Regions from separate parts of the Homo sapiens genome. Here region 1 is linked to region 2. A link is a loop called in an ENCODE intact Hi-C map of the cell type or tissue named here. Cell type or tissue: adrenal gland. All regions are shown on one strand. Each heading gives the region's core, and the rest is flanking DNA. Links, peaks and the distances in the headings are about the cores only. Region 1 holds the start of LINC01905 (long intergenic non-protein coding RNA 1905). Region 2 holds the start of LINC03092 (long intergenic non-protein coding RNA 3092).

What was found. Hi-C counts contacts between places; a loop is a spot of excess contacts. Peaks named below come from ENCODE experiments on the same cell type or tissue, not always from the same donor. Only the 100,000 strongest peaks of a DNase experiment are listed, where the experiment ranks them.
Region 1: it touches region 2 in a loop (8-fold over the local background); 7 of 110 quality-filtered maps call a loop at or near these places.

Annotation. Positions count from the first base shown.
Region 1 is chr18:56,038,595-56,046,939 of GRCh38, forward strand. The region is part of intron 6 of LINC03069 (long intergenic non-protein coding RNA 3069); the gene reads right to left. It overlaps LINC01905 (long intergenic non-protein coding RNA 1905), which reads left to right and starts at 3,684. Exons shown (of 3, transcript NR_146511.1): 1 at 3,684-3,750. In adrenal gland, for the core only: no CTCF peak of the experiment used is centred there; no DNase peak of the experiment used is centred there.
Region 2 is chr18:55,988,920-55,997,264 of GRCh38, forward strand. It overlaps LINC03092 (long intergenic non-protein coding RNA 3092), which reads left to right and starts at 7,292. Exons shown (of 2, transcript XR_001753454.2): 1 at 7,292-8,345. In adrenal gland, for the core only: no CTCF peak of the experiment used is centred there; no DNase peak of the experiment used is centred there.

The DNA of each region.
Region 1 (8,345 bases), core at 24-8,023, 49 kb after region 2:
ACAGATGCAATTCTAGTCTGAAATGGTGTGTGACAGGACTAGCTATCCTGCATATTAATTATTATTGAAACCATTATAGGCAGAGCTTTTGCACAAATGGTCGATTCGGTTATCTGTTTTGTGGCTTCTATAGTTAACAATTGCCCAGTTGCTCCAGGGCAGGTAGGAGACATGCTGGATCAATGAACCATTGTTGTTAAGTGCACTTACTATTACCATGAAAATTAGAATGGAGGTGCTTGAAAGGCAGGAATGAAAATGCCCCTGCCTTACCATTATGCAAATTACAAATTCTATAAATGAGATAAGTGGGGAGAGAAACACTTTTCATAAATCTTAACTAGGTAAAAGAGTTTATTAAGTCCATTGTCAAAAACAAATTGAAAACAAACATTTGTTAAATTGATTAAAAAAAAGAAAAAAAGGAAAGCAAGAAAAGAAATGTCTGCCGGGCTGTTCCCAACCTAACCCCTCTACACAATGCTTAGTTTGGTAGCATGCTAAGGTTTAATTTAAAGTTCTTGTCATTTTATCATTCAGTTGCATAAAATGTTGAAAATAACCATTATCTTCAAAAAGAAGCCAGTAATGCAATTCTTATCCAAAGTTCTGAGAAAATATTTTCTGAGGAGGACTTTAATGAGACCAGTTCCAAGGAAGGACAACCATCCTGTCTCAACCTCCGTGGTTCTCCTTTGTTTTTTACATATTTGACATATATCCTAGTTATTCCCCCAACTCTTTCTTATTTCAATCATCCAGTGAACTTTGGTGAGCCCTGCAAAAAACATTCCCATCACAGAGGATTGATTGAGGTAAATGTTGCTGAAACTTACGGTGTTCCTTGCCATTTGCTTATCAACCTCATGTATATGAATTATGTGATCGCAAACTGTGAGTTCTGTTTCTGGCACAGCACAAATTACACACTTTCACTCCTTAAAGAATTTATAAAGTTGCTGAGGATTTTGATACAGCAAAATACAAAATGGTAACACAATGAAATGTACTATTTTGCATTAAAGAGAAAATTCATGGCGGAGTTAAACTAAGAATGATGAATTTGCATCTTTTAAAAAAAATCATATTTGTTAAGGGACATTTCATTTTGGTATTTCAGGTCCAAAGAAGCTTCTACTCTCTTAAATAATTAAAAATTTGCATCTTAGAATAAATGCTTTTTCATCTGATGTTTAAAAATGAGGTGCTTAAAAAGAACCCGGCTTCAATTTAAAAGTTCAATGGCTTGATTATGATATTGGGTTACAAGATTTTCGCTGTTAAAGATCATCTTGAATAAAAGAGCAAATTAGAAAGCAATGATATATCTTGGTATTAATAGATCTTAAAATATTAATAGTCACAATATTCAGGAAATATAAGTAAATTTTGACTACAGTTTGGAAGCTATTATCATTTTTGCGTGATTAGCTACTGCAACTTATAATGTTTGCTTCACTGCTTTATTTCTTTCAATAGCTTTTTTTTTTAATGAGACTCCAAAAACTTAATTATGGCTTATGCAAATATCATTTGAGGGAAAAGAGGGTAATATTAAATCTTTAAAAGCTTTGTTAGGTTAAATGCTAGGAAATTCGTTGTAGGTATTAATGGCATTCAGAGGAAAAATTGAATGGAAGTGAGGGGGGCTTCTGGAGAGCTTCCTCATCCTTCCTTAAAATCACCTATGTGGATCAGTTCTTTCCAACTTTTTTTTTTTTTTTTTTTTTTTTTTTTGAGACGGAGTCTTCCTCTGTCACCTAGGCTGGAGTGCAGTGACGCGGTATTAGCTCACTGCAAGCTCCGCCTCGTGGGTTCACGCCATTCTCCTGCCTCAGCCTCCCAAGTAGCTGGGACTATAGGTGCCAGCCACCGAGCTCGGCTGATTTTTTTTTTTTTGTATTTTTAGTAGAGACGGGGTTTCACCGTGGTCTCGATCTCTTGACCTTGTGATCCGCCCGCCTCCGCCTCCCAAAGTGCTGAGATTACAGGCGTGAGCCACCGCGCCCGGTCAGTTCTTTCCAACTTTTTAATCAAAGATGAGTATTTTCCAAACCTGGAGGGAAAAAAAGAGTTAAAAGAGAGTTTTTGCCTGTGACTTATGTACAGATCAGAAGTCAAATTAAGCCCATTCTTTGCCAAAACTGCTGTAAATGAACACTTGAAGTATGTGGCTACTCTCTTAATAGGCATAATGCAAAACTTCTATTTTTTTATTGAATCATCTACTTTTTTTCTATATTGACTGGATCTCCAATAGTGTGTAAAACCTACAGAAAAATAAACAGGTGAATTAGAGTAACCATCAGGTTTAACTAAGATGCTAAAATTAAAATGTTTTTCTGGGAAGATATGAAGTTAAAAATACGCTACATATTTTTAAAGTACCCATAGCCTACTGAGCACTGCACTTGAAGAATGCTTAATATCATGAAGTTGCCAAATGATACAAACAAAAGTAATGTTTGAGAAGGATGGGAATAAAATGGCAGGAAGAAGGGGAGGACAGGGTCAGAAAAGAAGCAGACAGAAAAGGACAGATTGGATTATATGCCTCTAGAGCAGTGATTCCCAGCTGTCTGACTTTGGACCACTACTAGCCTATGAACATTCACTAGCCTGCTGCTAAAAGAAATAAAAGTTTGGAGAAGGAAAACCTTTTTCTCTACTTTCTTAAGTTCAGTACCTGGAGGCCTGTGAATTAAACTTACAAAAGACAAGTTAATAGGAGAAAAAGAACACAGTTTGTATTAATATTTACACCCATGAGAGTTCACATACAAAAAGATAAAATGCAAACAAGTGATTAGACTTGGGGGCTTATACACCATTTTAACAAAGGAAAGGAGCGTGAGCATCAAGTGACATTAAGTTGTGGAGAAGTGACTAGGAAACATGGGGAGGAACTAATGGAAGATAAGATTTTAGTAAGATCTGTTTATGTAAACTCACCTTAATGTTAACTCTGGTCTTTCATGTTAAGAGCTGCTATTCTTTCTCTTGGGTAAGAGAGAACCTTCTTCAAAGGGAAATTTATGTACAGCTTTTTAGGCAGAAAAGGAGAGGACAGTAAACTCTTCCTGCATTTCTTGATTCTTAATTGGCTTCAGCTCACAATAATCCTTATGCCAAAGTGGCATATTTGAGGGTGAGATATTCTGATCTCCTTCAGAATATAATACTCTGTTTTAAAAAATGATGATACATACTTTCAGTTAACTTAGCTGTCTTTTAGTCTCAGAGTTTGTTTTCTACATTTTCAGCTTTTAAAAAAACTTTCTGTCATGGAAACGTGTTTGTAATCAGTGGTATTCTTTTTCTCTAATGTCTCTACTAGGCAAGGTAAAACCCTGGTGACTTTAATACATTCCTTTGATTGATTTTATTTTATTTTATTTTTTGTTTCAATAGTCCATGATTTCTCAAACAGTTGGTGCAATAGTTTAAATGTTTGTCCTCTCCCTAACACACGTTAAAATTTAATTGCCATTGTCACAGTATTAAGAGGAAGGACCTTTAAGAAGTGATTAGGCCATGGTGGTTCTTCCCTCATGAATAGATCAATGCTATTATCGTGGAAGTGGGCTTGTTATTGCAGGAGTAGGTTCCTTACAAAAGGATGAGTTCAGCCTCCTTTTGCCTCTTTCTCTCCCTCATTCTCTTTTTGCCCTTCTTTCATGGGATGATGCAGCAAGAAGGCCCTTGCCAGATGCCAGCAACTTGATATTGAACTTCTCATCCTCCAGAATGGTGAGCCAATAAATTCCTGTTCATTATGAATTACTCAGCCTGTGGTATTCTAACAGCACAAAATGGATGAAGGCACCTGGAAACAGTGTTCTAAGGCAGTGCCTCCAGAGGAAATATTAATAATAGCCATCTTTATTGAGTCCTTGCTATGCTTCAGACAATATGCAGAGAGTTCCGTGTATTCTCTTTAACATTAATACTGATCCTAACAGATAGACAGTGTTGTCCTGATTTAATAAATGAAGAAAGCAACTTAACAGAAGTTAAGTTGCTTGCCCATGGTGACATAACCATAGGATGACCTTATCATCTACCATTTAAACTGTACACATTTTAAAGTGAAAGACGGCAATATTAACAATTACACCAGGATAACAGATACAGCAAGGTCTTTCCAGGACAACATAGACCATAGAGTCATCCTACAGAACTACTGTATAAGCCAGAATTTAAATCAGATTGCATCTAAAGCCCATAATGCTCTTCCCATGTTTTAAGCTGCCTCTGGAAGTTTCTGTATTTAAATAAAAAAATAAAGAGATCTATTTTGAAGAAACTGAATTCATAGAACTTTATGATACCAAGATACACAAAATAATAATTCAGTCAACAATCCAAGATGATTTGTACCACAGGACGTCTACCACCAATGGTGGTTTTATGAGTGGTGTAAGGATGAAAAGGAGATAATGTGTGTGGGACACGGGCTTGTATCAGAGCTATGTGTTAATGCCTGCTCTTAAGAGAGGAATTCATTTTCCATATGCAGAAGTTAAATGAGTGTAATGGTTTTGTGAGATTCTGACTTCATCTAATGGTGCAGCCAGGACAAAGATAGGGAGAGATTCCCTGGTGGTGAGTTACAGCAGCCAGCAACACAACCCCAGAAATGGGTCTGAGACTAAAAGAGTCTAGCACTATCAAAAAGAAATAGAAAGTCTGGCAATTATTTGCCTTGAATAGGAGCCCTAATATATACTGTAGTTAATAGTGTGTTCTTAACTTTCCCTCTGTTATCTGTGAAAAATGCAGGCAAAAACTGTGTGTCCCAAATAGATCAAGATGATTGTTGGGAACAGAGCTTAATTCCACTAAATCAAAATGATGCCTCATCACTTCCATCTCCCCAATGTTGTAATGAATGAGTGCCATTAAACTTTGAGGTCTACTCCCAATTCTCCCACCTGCACTGTGACCTATAACTTTTTAATTTTGAGAGAAAGGCTCTTCCCTTGCCAGAAAGTGCTTTCTGTTTGTGAAAGAGTATGTAAAACAGCACCAGGTGAAGAATGACTTTTTCACCCAGTCTTGAAACCATCACAAAGAGACAAATTTTGCTGCTTTTGCTTCGTGTGTGAATTTTTTTTTTTCTACACAGCTCTATTCATTGCCTAAAACAATGGGGCCAGTGTTGGCCAGCAAAGAATAGTGCTATTCATGCGCCCTGTACCCTGCACAGTGCCTACACTTGTTAGTCTTGGCTGCCCTGTGAGGCTGGCTGCTGGCAAGAAAGTCGGGTCTATGTTGTTGGATGGTGTAGCAGATCAGAGAACGAACACTGGCAGCCAGATTCCCAGATAACCTCAGCTCCTCTAGAAAACTCTTGTTGACATAAGCCTGTGCTTTGAGGGGTGTCTTGGAATTCCAAGAACTTGGGCCAGGTGTGAGGCCAGGTGGTTGTGGTCCCATTCCAGCCATTCCCATCCTCCTGCTACAACCAAAGCAATTTCGTTAGGGGTCAAATGCCTGGTTTAGGAATCAGACACCTGACTTGAATTCTGGCTCCAGGGCTGACTGGCAATAGGACCATAAGCAAGTCTCTTAACTTCTCTGAATCTCTATTCCATCATCTATAGAGAGGGCATATCAATGCCACCTACCTCATGGGGTATCGTGAAATTCAATGACATAGTATTATGCTATGATTTACATGGAATAAATGTTAGCTATTATTGTCATTAATAAGAGACTGATGTAGTGATTACTGTCACTAATGAAAGATTGGTTTAGGGCATCCTCTCTCGGTAGAAAATTAACCACTGTGAAATCATGGGCAACATCATTGAAGTGATGAGTGACTGGAGGGAGGGGAGAAAGAGGACAAGCCTCAGAACCAGGCTGTGCTTGTAGTGCCAAAGTAAAATGTTTTACACAGGGAAGAAAGTGTACACTGGCAGAGGCCACTCTGTTTGTCTCAAGGATTGAACAGAAGACTAATTTGCTTTCATGTGGCTTATTCCAAAGGACAGTTCCATAAATGTATGCTAGAGATGGTCTCATCAGCCTCTTCTCTAGCTCTCCAACCTAGAGTGAGTGCAGCAGAAAACCTGGACCCTATCCTTAATGTGTGTGTGTGTGTGTGTGTGTGTGTGTGTGTGTGTGTGTGTTTTAAGTGAGAAAGTCTCATAGCTCCTGTTTGATTTCTGTGGGGAAGCAAACTGCCAAATTCAGGCAACCTGTGGAAAACTTGCAGAGGCTCTGGTAGATTCTGGGATCGTCAAGGGCAGGATGCCTGCCTACCGTTCTCTAGAATCACCCCAGTGCAGAGCCTGGCAGACTGCTGGAATTGAAATGTGTTATCAAGATTAGTGCTGCAAAGGAACTGCAATTCCAAATCAAATAAAGTCTAAGAGGGATGTAGGGCTGGAAAGAGACCATCTTTCAAGTTCTTTCCAACCCAAGATGTTGTGATTTTTGAAGCTTTCCTTGCAATAGATGTTGTTTAACTACCTTGTGTCTTCTGTGAAGTTGCCACCATGAAAGCTGGACATGTTTGGCACCCACTTCCCTTGGCACAGTTTATATACTTGTACACTTGTTATAGTATCAGCGCTCTAGATTCTGTTAATGCATGACAGGAAGCATAAAGAGTACTAATCACAAGGGCAATTTTCCAGGTTGTATGTACTATAGAGAAAAGATCATATATACTTGGTAATTATCTTTTCTCCATAGCACATATAACCTGGAAAATATATACTTGGTAATTTAAAATGTATACTTGGTAATTTTAGACATTTTAACCATTACTTCTATGAACAGCAGACTTCACTTGTTATAATCACATAATTAGAAGACATTATTGCAGTTCATAAATGAAATTAATTATAATTTTAATTAAATTTTCAAAGGACAATCTAATAAAAGTAGGATTGATTAGAAAATTATCAATGAATTTACAGATTCATTTAAGACATTTATCTCTGTCACTTTTAAATTTCATTGAAATCTGTTAAAAGTGATGGTAGGTATGCCCACAGTAAGATTTCAATAGTCACCATATTGTTTCAAGAGGTAAACAATACCTAAGATGTGTCTTGGTATCTTTCACTGAGTAGTGAATTTTATCAGTCAACTCCTTTGAACATTGTCTTGAAATAAATTGACAGAAAAATATGACCTGTCCAGCGTTCATTTTGAAATCAAAGTCTTGTCTATTTGGCCAGTTACATTTTTCTTGAAAATGGATTTGGATTTCAGATCAAATGTGTGGCTGAGATAAATTTATTGATGGCCTATTTGAGGGTCATTCATGAAACTGATATAGAGCAATTCTAAGTCCTAGCAGAAGCTGAAAAATGTGTGCAACATTTGTGTCTAAAATAAAAGCTTTGGGGCAGGAAGAAGACCTAGTACACATGCTGGATCTGTTGCTTACAAAATGTGGTTAATATTATTTACATTAGACCCACTTTAGTGGTAGCAGCAAAACCTGCGTAGTTTTCATAGTGTTTGATAATTTTCATTTCACAAATGGAAATGACATCATCAAGAAGGAGGGCCTGTAAATCATGCATTCATTCATTCACTCATTCATTTATTCCACGAATACAAAGCTAGACCCTCTATGCAGGATTTGGTTATAAAAGTTATGAAATAGAGTGATACAGTCAGCAGATCCATTCAACTCTACCCTCAAAGTAAATCCAGGATGCAACCCCTTCTTCTCACCACCTCTGCACTTGCTATTCCAGTCTACAGTGTTTTATCTGCCTAAACAATTGCATTAGCTTGCTAGTTTGCCACTCTGCTTCCACTCTTGTTACAACATAGCAACCGGAGATAGTCTTTTTTTTTTCCTTTTGAGACAGAGGTTTGCTCTGTCGTGCAGGCTGGAGTGCAGTGGCAGAGATAGTCTTTTGAAATGTAAGCAAGATCATTTAAACCTTTCAGTGGCATCAAACCTCACTCATAATAATATCCCAGAGTCTTTCCAGAGGCTGGAAAGTCCTTGTGTCATGCTGCCTGGCCCCGTCTCTGAGCCAACTGCCCACTCTGCTCTCATTCCCTCCTTCCCAAACCCAGTGCATACTTCACTGAAGGTGTCTGTGTCCTTCTCCAAAGATACAACCAAGGCTTGCTCACTTATCCCACTCAGGTTTCCAGTCAAGTCATCAGAACTGAGAGGCCTTCCTGGCCCACCTTTTCTCATTTAGGCCCTCTTCCTTACATAGTTCTCCTTCCTCTCACCACTTTTTTTTCCAGAGCATTTATCATCACTTATATGTATTATTCACACTGTATATTTGTTTATTTTCTGTCTTCCCTGTCTAGAATGTAAGCTTTGGGAGAGCAGTGGCTTTGTGTATTTTATG
Region 2 (8,345 bases), core at 200-8,199:
CTAATTAAAGTTCAGTAGCCTTTCCCAGGTGTATGTTTTCTGGACCTCAGGCATAAAAAGCTGGACCAGTTGCCTCCTTTTCCCAAAGAAATCAAGGAAAAATAAATGTGCCAATGACATCTACAAGGCTTACTAGAAGCAGAAAAAAAGACAAACTTTCTCTGATAGGGTCATGTAGAAAACCAACCTAAACAAGAATCACTAGTATAAGGGCACTTTTTAACCCAACTAATATGGAAAATTGTATAGCTTTTTTGATACTGTATATCATAAATTTGAAATATATATTTTTAAATGCCTTGAGTTCAACTCAGTTTTTTAGTTACTTCCATTTAAATAATTTTGGAACTTTTACATAATTTTATGTAACAGCCTCATAAAAATTCCCAATTTTGAGATATCTGATTATATCTTAACCAGCAGCCTACAGTTACACTGTTATATAATGATCCTTTCAATTCTACAGATAATGCGTTATCTGTAGATAATACATTATATTCTTTGTTAGTTTAAAAATAAGCTAGCAAAATGTTTAAAAATGCAAAGAAAAAAATCACACAATCTTTTTTATATCCTTTAAAAAATAAAACCATATTTTATATAGTTGCCATCATACTGTAATTGTAATTGTGTCTTTTTTCACTTAGCATTATGTAATAAACATTTCCTTAATGCCATAATGTTTTATAATTATCATTCCAATAATTCTATAATATTTCATCTAATAGAAATCATCTAAGTGAATAATTTTTATATTACTAGACATTATTTTATAGTTTTAAAATAAACAGTGCACTAATGAATATTTTAAATAAATACCTTTAGATTATTTTTTAACAAGAAATTCCCACAAGTAGAGTTGTTGGGTCAAAAGGCATGGATATAACTCTTGACACACATGGCGAAAAATTTTGGTGATAGATAGCCAACATCAATTTTTGTCTTCTTACTAGGAGTACCCTTTTTCTATCCCAGGTGTCTATCATTTTCTATTCAGCCACATACTTCAAGGAAACGTGGACTCATCTTCAAGCACAATGGTTAGAAAAAGCCCACCATGGTAATTCCATTCCCACTATCAGTGATTGGCTTAGAAAAGAGAATATGACTTAATTTTATTTAATAATTGGTGAATGAAAATTTGCCGGGGTGATTTCAGGGGATGGTTTCTTAGATGTTAAAAACAGATTTAAGGATAAGACCACCCTTTTTAAAATTTCTGTTATTGGTGGATAAGGATGTGATGCCTAGAACTATAGCAGTCACCGTGTGATGTTGAAGAGAACTAGCTCACAAGCACATGACACAGAAGAAAGACAGAAAGAAACTCAGTCCTTGTAACCTGTTGAACCACTAAATTAACGCCCTTACATTTCTCTCCTTCTGGAATCCTTATCATGTGAAATTACAGGGTTTTTGTTGTTGTTGTTGTGTAAGTGAATTGAATTGGACTTTCTATTATGTGTAATGAAAACTTCCAAAATTATTAATCATATTGTGCAATTAGTTCCCAAAGGGTGGCAGCAATTCTCCTATCAGCAATGTGTTGATGTATGTTTCATAGCAATACACACACACACACACACACACACACACACATATATATATATAAACATCCACATATATACATAAACATATATAAACTGATGGGATATGTATATTTAAGATTTGCTAAGTTAAGTTGGTTAAATTTAAAATGTTATCTTTCATTATTTCTTCTGCATTTCTGTGTTCAATAACAAAGTTGTATTCCAACTGTTAGGTTTAAAGACACAATGCTTTTTACTACTACTAGGGAATAGAGTTGTTTTTGATGTGCTGCTGCTGCTGCTTCTTTTTTTTTTTTTTTTTTTTTTTTTTGAGACAGTGTCTTGCTCTGTTACCCAGTATGGAGTGTGCAGTGGTGCAGTATCAGCTTACAGCAACCTCTGCCTCCTGGGTTCAAAAGATTCTCGTGCCTCAGCCTCCCAAGTAGCTGGGACTACAGGTGTGCACCACCATGCCCAGCTAATTTTTATATTTTTAGTAGAGACGGGTTTTTGCCATGTTGGCCAGGCTGGTCTTAAACTCCTAGCCTCAAGCGATCCACCCATTTCAGCCTCCCAAAGTCCTGGAATTACAGGCCTGAGCCACCGTGCCCAGCCTGTTGTGCTTCTTTATGTTACGAATGGATGACCAGAGCCATTTGCAAAAATTTGAATAATTATATCAGAGGTACACAAAAATTTGAAATAAAATCCCTTTTTTTTTGTTTTTTGAGATGGAGTCTCACTTTGTCGCCCAGGCTGGAGTGCAGTGGCACGATTTTGGCTCACTTTAATCTCTGCCTCCCACATTCAAGTGATTCTACTGCCTCAGCCTCCCAAGTAGCCAGGACTACAGGCACGTGCCACCAAACCCGGCTAATTTTTTGTATTATTAGTAGAGACGGGGTTTCACTGTGTTAGCTAGTATGGTCTCGATCTCATGGCCTTGTGATCCGCCGGCCTTGGCCTCCCAAAGTGCTGGGATTATAGGCATGAGCCACCGTGCCTGGCCTAAAATCCCATTTTATCAAAATATTCTTGATACCATAACCACTGTCCAGCCTTCAAACATTTTTTTTTATTTCTAATAGCTCTAATTTCCATATCTGTTTGTAGGTTCACATTAAAAAGAGAAGGAGCTGGTAGTTCTCATCTCTAGCTGAGCAGTAATTGTATAGGAATATAGATTAGATTTCTTTTGTTTGGTAGTAACTATATTTTTGAGATTATCTTGAATCATAATTCAAGGAATTTTCCAAACAGAACATTTCTAATGTTTTGTATTACAACTGCATCTGTTCTATAAAGAATAGAATTTAAGATGTTAATAACTGGAGGTAGCTATTAAATAAATATTGTCCAACATGATAAATAAATGTGACAGATCTAAAAATGCTACTATTCTTCTAGGAAAAAATTTAAAGAAATAAATGGATAAAATATTTTTTGTTATTTTATAGTCTTTACTACTTATTTTAATGGATAATTAAATACTTATAAATACATTAAATACTTTAATGACTACTTAAAGGATACCTATATCATTTTGAGTAAAAGATAAATATTACAATCCACATGTTTCAACCGCAAAGAATAATAAAGAGGTAGGATGGGATGTGACACGATCATGCCAGGATATAGTGACTCCTGGCCTTTGGGGACACCCTGCGTTGAAGAGAAAATGATCTTGTGTGATCATGCTAACAGGTATGAACTTCTCTGCAACACTCAGGTTACAATATTTCATACTTCCTATCTTTCCACAAATCCACTTAACCTGGCTTGAGGCTGCATGGTCCAGATGGACAGGATTATGTGCCAGCCAAGAACACAGGGGTCTTAAATGGTACCCAGTGAAGCCCACTGGCCTTCCACTTTTGAACAGGAAAGATCCCTGGTTCCAGGCAGTGGATGCCATCCTTCTTGCTGCTAGATTTGGATCGTAATCCTGAAAAACACAATCCCAAACACCATAATCCTGAATTTGAAATCTCCAAAGATCAAAATCCATAAACTGTAATATCACTCACTTTGAAAATCTGGAAAATCACAATCGTAAAATAGTTACATCTTGTTAGACCAACTCTCATGGGCCATCTCCATGCCATTGTCCATAATCTAACCTTGTAATCCACTGCTTCATATGTTGAATTTTCTTTACAGTTTTTTTCTTTTTAGGATTTTTTTTTTTACTACTTTAAATTGTCAGCATTATTTTTCTACATTTTTCTATGCTTTGTATTTCATCTTCATATTACTTACAATACTGGAGGTATAAATTGTGTAAAGAATTTTAGAGAGCTCAGATTCATTTTATGAATTTTTAACAAATTTGGCTCCACCAAAGTGCATTATGATAATGTTGACTTTGTGTTCAAGTATTGTGCATGTATATAAAAATGCTGAGACTTCCTTAATAAATGAAGAGATGTCCTTTTTGTACATCTGCATTTGTGAAAGGCTCGTGATCTGGACTCTTTGGGTGACTGCATATGTAGTGGTGACCCATCCAGTTTCTGATCAATTTCATTAAAAGACTTAAGTGGTTTGTCACCATATTGCAGATGATGGCAGTATTAAGTTGGGTGCACACAATTACCAACCATAGTGATAGGTGATAACACATTTCCCTTTTTGACCAATGTCTTTATGAATACGGTTCATCTGTTCATCTGCCCACAACTGTTATACCCATGCCATTGTCGTTAGTGCACCTGACTGCTCCTGCTTGCAAAATATGTATGTTGCCATTGCCTCTTTTATTCTGTAAAGTGGCCTATGAATGTTCTGTCCTGTTTTTATATGTTTCTCAGATAAGTCCTCCTTTAAAATGTAAATAAATACGTTTTAAAGAAACTTTTTTTTTTGAGACAGAATCTTGCTCTATCCCCCAGGCTGGAGTGCAGTGGCATGGTCTAGGTTCACTGCAACCTCTGCCTCCCAGTTCAAGTGATTCTCATACCTCAACCTCCCGAATAGCTGGGATTACAGGTGCCCACCACCATGCCTGGCTAATTTTTGTATTTTTAGTAGAGATGGGGTTTTGCCATGTTGAGCAGTCTGGTCTTGAACTCCTGACTTCGGGCGATCTGCCTGCTTCGGCTTCCCAAAGTGCCGGGATTACAGGCATGAGCCAGCGTGCCTGGCCATTTTAAATAATTTTTAATGATTTTTTCCAGAATTATATATTTTCAAGATTTTCTTTTAGGGTTTCAGCATTCGTGATTATGGCATTTGGAATTTTGTCTTTCAGGATTATGATTGGCTTGCCTTGCTGCCACATAGAGTGGTTCTCCAGTCCTGCTTCTCCTGAGTGGGCCTGGCATTGCTAGTCTAGGCTGAGATAATTTGCCACTTTTCCCATTTTTACAGGTAGGCAGGCTTGGTACTCCAAGTAGGGCAATTCTCCTGGGATGTCCACTTCTTTCTTGCCCCTTTGAGTCAAGTTACTCCCTGCCTCATATTTCCCAGACCACTGCGCTTGGTGTTGAGATGCGCTTTCTGCTGTGAAGGCCTGTGAATCCAATTACAGCTTTCATCCAGAGTTCCAGCTGCTTTCCTTTATATTCCAGAAATACAATGGATCAGTCCACTGTTTTAGACTTTCCAAACTTCACTAGGTCACGTTGCCAGTGCAATGCTCTTACTACCATTGGGGAGTAGTAGGGAGTAGAATTGGTTTTGATGTGCCTTATGTTATGAATGGATGATCTGAGCTATTTGCAAAGATTTGCATAATCATTACATACATTATATACAATCAACCCACATATTCACTTATCCTAAAGCAAATTGAGCTGAAAACAGAACTTCAGTTTTGAACACTTTCTCTCCCTGCCCCCATTCCAGATCCTCTTATTTCGTGTCTGGGAATGCACCACTACACATTCATGTGCCCAAACCTGAAACTTGAGCATCTTTCCTATCTACTCCTTTCCCTTTATACTTCCCATCTAATCACTTACCAATCCCCATCCTTCTATTTCATTTCTCATATATATATATATATATATATATACATATTTTGCTACATCCTCAACACCTCATCTTATTCATTCATTCTTTCGTCTCTGAATTCCTAATACAGGCTCCTAAACAGGTCTCGCTGCTTGATAATCTCAGCCCCTTCCAACTCATATTCCACAATTCTTTCAGTGATCTTGTAAGAATATAGGTCTTATCGTGTCACTTCCTTCTCAAAGTCCAGTTTTGAGTCCTTCGTGTGTTCGGCATGTGATCTGGACTCTGACTTGGCATTTAAGGCACCATGTGATGTAGCTCCCATCTATGCTTCCAGTTCACCTCCCTCCCATTCTGTTCCCCTGCCATCTTTAATTACTAGCAGCCACCAAATGCACCAGGTGGTATCATGCCTCCTTGCTTTTGAGCAGTTTGCTTTTACTAGGATGCCCCCCTCCTGTACTATTTTTTCTAGTTTCTTAAAAACTCTTTGACTATTAGTTCTTCCCAAATGCATTTCCCATCTCACCTTCATCTATGCCTCCATTGCACTTATCTCCATAACTGCCTTTTGCTCCTATTAGATTATGAGTAGGGATTATGTTTTGTTTTGTTGTCTAACACATATGAATAACCCTAATTATAATGATTTCTTAGCACTTGCATGCTTTTTCACTCAGCCATGAAAATAATGGCTGCATAGTTGCCTCATATATTTAATTTAACATATTAAGTTATTCATTTTAACTCATACTTACCTTATCAGGTAAGCTACTGTTATTTTTATTTTCATTTTGTAAAATGAAGGTGCAGATTGCTTAGGAAGTTTCCCCAAGTTACACAGTTGCTAAGTGACAGAGCCAGGATTTGAACTGAGACATCTGACTCCAGAGGTCACTTTCTTGTTCATGCTGCTTGAGGGCTGCCCTGGGTGCTTGATAAATATCTCATTTGTGGACATTAAGATGGGAGTAAGAACTTTGGGAAGATACTCCTTACCCTTCTAGACCATTTGTACCTCTTAAAAGAGGCAAAATGTTTAAGCTGGTACTGGGACCTTTTCCCACTTATGGCTTTCTCCTCATGAGTCCATAGTGTAGTATGTACCTTCCTTTACTCTCTGACCCTTCGCATGATCAGTGTTTTCTTTCTTAGAACATAATCCAATACCCTTACAATCATGATAATGATGATGCGAGTTAACATTTCCAGGATGTTGACTGTATCATATTAAAAAATTTACCACTGACAGTAGAATAAAGCCCCTATAGACCTTGGTAAAGAAATTTTAAACAAAATTTGTTGTATGTATTCATGCCATAAAGGCAACAATCCCCACTGCTTGCATGCAAGCTGCCCTTTTTGGGATTTTAAGCTTCTTCCTGCTGTCATCGGGATGTAAAGGCTGACTTGATCCTTTTTTGACTAGCCCCAGCCTGCACCCCTCAGAAACCTGACTTAATTTTCTCTCCTACCACCACTCAGTCCCACACCTGGGGAAGCCACAATGCAATTAATAGTTGCATTACTTAGGGAAATTATTCAATCTTGCTGAGCCACAGTTTCTGTCTCAGTTTTTTTTCTGTTGTTGTTTGTTTTGTTTTTTTGAGATAGGGTCTCATTCTGTCACCCAGGCTGGAATGCAATTGCATGATTATAGCTCACTGCAGACTCGATTTCCCAGACTCAAGAGATCCTCTTGCCTCAGCTCCTGAGTAGCTAAGACTACAGGTGCATGCTTCCATGCCTGGATAAACTTATAAAATTTTTTGTAGTGATATGGTCTCACTATATTACCCAGTTTGGTCTGGAAATCCTGGCCTCAAGTGATCTTCCTGCCTCAGCCTCCCAAAGTTCTGGGATTACAGGTGTGAGCCACCCGCTCTGGCACTTACCTCTTTCAAATGAGAGTAACAATTATTCCTGCTTCATAGAGTCACCTCCTCTGGTCTGTCTTCCCTGACCCTGTCATCTCAGGAAAGAATTAACCTCCTCTTCATTTTAGTGCTTATCTACTTTGCTCGGACCAATGTGTGCGTCACACTCTACTGTAATTGTTTGTTTATTTGTCTGCCCCACCTACTGAATAGTTAATATCTCAAGGACAGGGACAATATCATAGTTTTGAGTCCCTTATCCCTAGATCACCTGTTGGACTGAATTTCCACAACTACCACCCACCTTTCTCGAGAGTCTCTCAATTGTAGCTGCTTTACATCCATAAAGCCACCCACATCATCCACTTGGATTTCAAATCACTTGAGTAAAACTGAGGGGGTAACATACTAGGGATCCTACTCACCTTAGACAGGAGAACACAGAAATGCTTCTGGTCATGGTATTCAAGCTTTGTCCCATCAAACCATACTAACCAGGCCATCCTAAGTCTAAGGGATGGACAAGAACTTCTGCTGATGATTCAGCCAAAATATCTATGACATCTTACAAGAGGTTTCCATTTCTACACCAGAATTTAGACAGGAGGTGAACTGTGAGTTGATTTCCGGAAGAGTGGCTCTGAATGGGGGGCGGGGTTGTTGGAGACATGCTGTCGAGAGGTGTCTGAGTCTGCAGAATTTGTGATGATAGCCGGTTCCTTGGATAGTACTCTTCCTCATCCTCTTCCAAATCTCATGGTCTATTACAGCTTAGGTGTCCAGAGATTCGTTTGTGCTGAATATTATTTGGAACATTGAATCAAGCATACATCTTTTTAATAGTTAGGGTTATCCCTCTCTCCGGGGATAATTTCACCTGGGACATTGAGGAAATGGAGCTTGGAGTATGTGCACTTCCTGTCATCAAAGAGAGGAGGAGAGGGCGAGCACATTCCGAGTGTGAGCAAGCGGAACCCCTCCT